2 separate regions of the Homo sapiens genome follow, and region 1 is linked to region 2. Evidence: read pairs that join two places in POLR2A ChIA-PET (ENCODE). Cell type or tissue: MCF 10A. All regions are shown on one strand.

The links. Peaks named below come from ENCODE experiments on the same cell type or tissue, not always from the same donor. Only the 100,000 strongest peaks of a DNase experiment are listed, where the experiment ranks them.
Region 1: POLR2A ChIA-PET joins it to region 2 with 5 read pairs; 5 of 35 experiments call an interaction of 5 or more read pairs at or near these places.

Annotation. Positions count from the first base shown.
Region 1 is chr6:27,523,977-27,526,476 of GRCh38, reverse strand. It overlaps the pseudogene HNRNPA1P1. Among named protein-coding and RNA genes, the nearest start is that of TRQ-CTG1-2, 5.7 kb to the right of the region's middle. In MCF 10A, no CTCF peak of the experiment used is centred here; no DNase peak of the experiment used is centred here.
Region 2 is chr6:27,692,462-27,694,961 of GRCh38, reverse strand. LINC01012 (long intergenic non-protein coding RNA 1012) reads right to left here and starts at 927. Exons shown (of 4, transcript NR_038294.1): 1 at 456-927. In MCF 10A, no CTCF peak of the experiment used is centred here; DNase peaks (open chromatin) are centred at 571 and 1,011.

The DNA.
Region 1 (2,500 bases), 170 kb after region 2:
GCACTTTGAGAGGCCGAGACGGGCGGATCACGAGGTCAGGAGATCGAGATCATCCTGGCTAGCACGGTGAAATCCCGTCTCTACTAAAAACACAAAAAAATTAGCCGAGCGTGTTGGTGGGCGCCTGTAGTCCAGTTACTTGGGAGGCTGAGGCAGGAGAATGGCGTGAAGCCGGGAGGCGGAGCTTGCAGTGAGCCGAGATCGCACCACTGCACTCCAGCCTGGGCTACAGAGCGAGACTCCATCTCAAAATAATAAGAATAAGAATAAGAATAAGAATAAGAAAGAATAAGTCTTTCCGGGCGCAGTGGCTCACGCCTGTAATCCCAGCACTTTGGGAGGCCGAGGCAGGCGGATCACCTGAGGTCAGGAGTTTGAGGCTAACCTGATCAACATGAAGAAACCCTGTCTCTACTAAAAATACAAAATTAGGCCGGCGTGGTGGCATATGCCTGTAATCCCAGCTACTCGGGAGGCTGAGACAGGAGAATCGCTTCAACCCAGGAGGCGGAGGTTGCGGTGAGCTGAGATCATGCCATTGCACTCCAGCCTGAGCAACAAGAGCGAAACTCCGTCTCAAACTAATAATAATAATAATAATAATAATTATAATAATAATAATAATCTTTTAATGAGTTATTGGACCAAAGCCTGACTCCCCTTTTTTTTTTTTTTTTTTTTTTGAGACACTGTCTCGCTCCGTTGCCCAGGTTGGAGTGCAGTGGCGCGATCTTGGTTCACTGCAAGCTCCGCCTCCCGGGCTCACGCCATTCTCCTCCCTCAGCCTCCAGAGTAGCCGGGGCTACAGGCGCCCGCCAACACGCCCGGCTAATTTTTTGTATTTTTAGTAGAGACGGGGTTTCACCGAGTTAGCCGAGTTAGCCAGGATGGTCTCTATTTCCTGACCTCGTGATCCGCCCACCTCGGCCTCCCAAAGTGCTGGGATTACAGGCGTGAGCCACCGCGCCCGGCCGAAGCCTGACTCTACTTCTAAAAGTTTTACATTTTTAAAATTTTTGTTTTGTGACTTGTTATTTTTTTTTAGCTAATTTTGTGTGTTCAGTGGAGTTACAAACTCCATTTCTACGGACTTCTGCTCTTGGGAAGCTGGAAGAGGAAAAAAAAAAAAAAAACAACTGTCGTCCAAACCTTCACACACAACAGCAAAGGCAAAGTGGGGAATCTAGACTTCCATCAAGCTGTAACAAGGTGCATTCCCTCTACCTCCAACACACACACACACACACACACACACACACACACACACACACACACACACTTCTCGAAGAAAGCAGAACAGGGAGCTGAGACTTTCATTGCCCCAGGCTGTAAAGAACCCCCTACCCCCATCCCAGAATGAAAGTCAAATAGCCAGATATCTACTTCCATGTTATTTCTGGAATCCTTGAGCCTAATTTTTTTTTTTTTTTTGAGTTGGAGTCTCACTCTGTCGCCCAGGCTGGAGCGCAATGACAAGATCTCTCCTCACTGTAACCTCTGCCTTCTGGGTTCAAGCAATTCTCCTGCCTCAGCCTTCTAAAGTGCTGGAATTACAAATGTGAGCCGCCGCGCCTGGCCCGGTGAACTCTTTTAATGGTGAACTTCAAGTCACAACAGTAACTATCAGTTCAACTACACCAAGGTTACTGAAGATAATGGCTTCTCCACCCAAGCAGGTCATATACAAATTCCAAATAGAATGTGGCATCACCCTGAAGGAATTCCCTTCACAATGTTGGGGAAATTTACCAAGATGGCTTCAGAGTAGACTAACTTTACATAGCACATTTTTCAAAGAGACACATTTATTCAGAGTCATGATTAGACTATTACATTTGGCATCCAACAGCCTAGGTGCAAAAAAAAAAAAACACACTATATTAAAACCCTTTGTTGAAATGATTTATACTTTCCTCAGAACAGAAACTAAAATAACCTATTATACAATTAGTCATAAATACAGTCCTCAAGTTTTTTGCCCATATACATGAGTATTTGTCTAATACATGTCTTCTTTGTAGCAGTTAGGCCCTTCCACCACTGGGCTTGGCTGAGTTCACAAATCGGTTGTAATCTGCAGCTTCCCTGTCACTTCTTTGACTCTCCTTTCCTGGTAAGCTTTGTTTCCTGGCAGTAATTAAAATCTTCTACCACTGCCGTAACTACTGCTGCTACGGAACTGCCATAGCCACCTTGGTTTCATGGTTTGGCAAAGTATTGGCTTCCACCACCATAGGGACCAGAGCTTCTGCCTCCAAAGTTTCCTCCCTTTATGGGTCCAAAATTTGAAGACCGATCGTTGTAATTGCCAAAATCATTGTAGCTTCCACCACCTCCAAAATTGCTTCCATCATTATCAAATCTGTTATAGCCATTCCCACTGCCACCCTATCTACCACCACCACTTCTGCCACCAAAGCCAGCACAACCACTGAAGTTTCCTCCACGACCGAAGTTGTCATTCTCACCAAAACCACCTCCAACGCCACCACCAAAGTTT
Region 2 (2,500 bases):
AGCACACATGAATTAAATGCTAGTTAAGGTACAATGTCTCCAACAGGCACGATGTCAGAATAATGGTTTCTGTCCATCAGAACAAAGGATGAGATGCGCCTCTTGGATTTGACTGTAGCCCAATGGTCATCATCGCTGGCTGCACATTAACATTATCCAGGAAATTTTAAAGCTCTATAGGTGATTCTAAGGAAGAGGAGGACTGAGAGGCCGACTGTTAAGATGCACTGCTACTGTCCGATGAGCACACACTCATCCATAACGTTACACATTTCCTATTCACCTGATGCCCAGAATCATCAAACAGTGTATTCAACACAGTCACGCCATTTCTGTTTTCCAGGTGACTATCCTCCACAAGATACTGTTATCCAGAGCAGGTAAACTCCCTAGCATCTGTCGCTCAAGAACTTAAATCCCTCCCTGCACCCAACCCATCAACAGTGACTTATTACCATCCACAAGCCAGGCTGCTTCCCGATGCACCTTTTCTCCTGGGGAGTGCCCAGACGAGCGCCATCTGCTCCTGGGTCAGAGGAGTCCCTGCAGAGTCATCGACTTCCTCATTTCCAAAAGCCCCATAGGTTGCACTGGAGTCCCGAGGCGAAGCGCCGACACTTCATCTGCCCGTCACCTCCCGATTTTTGCAATGTGTTTCTTCTGAACAAGAATGTGTGCCCTGGAAGCCAACTCAAGTCCCAGACCTAGGTTTCTCGACATTTCCCCAAGTCCCACCTGCGTCAGGTTGTAGGCTCCGGGGCCAGTCCCTTTCGATCCGCATCAAAAAACCTGGCGATCCCCTTTGGGCACAAGAGCTCAGGGCGTTGGTCCCCGCGATCGCGGAAGCCCACTTCCAGAAAAACTCGACCACTAACAGTAAGCTTCAGGGGTAGCAAAAAGGGGCAGAAGGGTTTGCATCCCCTGGCGTCATTTCCGGGTCCGCTCTGGAAACCTCGGAGGTTTCCGTGTCTCTGTCGTTTATTCCAACTGTTAATGCTCCATGTGCCTTTGACTCTCCTCACCTTCCCTTCTAAACACACGGGGAAGAAAGGTTCAGGTTTCCCAGAGAAATTGTGGGGAAAAACCTTTAAAGTATATATACAAAGGTAGACAGAATAGTACAGTGCATCCAATGTACCTGACACACCTTCAAGAATTACTAACTCGGCCGGGCGCGGTGGCTCACGCCTGTAATCCCAACACTTTGGGAGGCCGAGACGGGCGGATCACAAGGTCAGGAGTTCGAAACCAACCTGGCCAACATAGTAAAACCTCGTCTGTACTAAAAATACAAAAAACTAGTTGGGCGTGGTGGCGGGCGCCTGTAATCCTAGCTACTCGGGAGACTGAGGCAGGAGAATCGCTTGAACCTTGGAGGCGGAGGTTGCAGCGAGCCGAGATGACACCACTGCACACCAGCCCGCGCGACAGTGCAAGACTCCTCTCAAAAAAAAAAAAAAAAAAAAAAAAAAAAGAAGAAGAAGGCCTGGCGCGGTGGCTCACGCCTGTAATCCCAGCACTTTGGGAGGCCGAGGTGGGCGGATCACCTGAGGTTGGGAGTTTGAGACCAGCCTGACCAAAATGGAGAAACCTTGTTTCTACTAAAAATAAAAAGAATTAGCCGGATGTGGTGGTGCATGCCTGCAATCCCAGCTACTAGGGAGGCTGAGGCAGGAGAATCGCTTAAACCCAGGAGGCGGAGGTTGTGATTAGCCGAGATAGCGCCATTGCACTCCAGCCTGGGCAACAACAGCGAAACTGCGCCTCAAAAAAAAAAAAAAAAGAAAGAAAACAAGATGAAAGAAAAGAAATACCAACTCGTGGCAATTTTATTAATCTATAAACCACTCCTCCCCTTATGTGGTTGGAAGCAAATCTTTTTAATTTTTTTTTTTTTTTGACGGAATCTTGCTCTGTCGCCCAGGCTAGAGTGCAGTGGCGCGACCTCGGCTCACTGCAACCTCCACCTCCCGTGTTCAAGCGATTCTCCTGCCTCAGCCTCCTCAGCCTCCCGAGTAGCTGGGATTACAGGCACCCACCACCGCACCTGGCTAATTTTTGTATTTTTAGTAGAGACGAGGTTTCACCACCTTGGCCAGGCTGGTCTCAAACTCCTGACCTCGTGATCCACCCGCCTCGGCCTCCCAAAGTGCTGGGATTACAGGCATGAGCCACCAAGGCCGGGCCACTCCACTTTTCCTTAAAGCAAAACCTGTCATTCTTCTGTTTCTTACCTCTTAGTTTCTTAGTCCTTTTTTTCCTATTAGCCCTATTTGTATTTATTTGTTATTAATGCACTATGACTAATAAAAACTTGCCTAGGGTCAGAAACTTTGAGCTTTAGCAGAAACAAAAACATACAAACAAAAACTCAGAAAGTTTTTTCAGATAAAGTTTTGTTTTTCAAGTACAATTAAGAGCATGATTCTGCTCAGGCGTGGTGGCTCGCGCCTGTAATCCCAGCACTCTGGGAGGCCGAGGCAGGCAGATCACTTGAGGT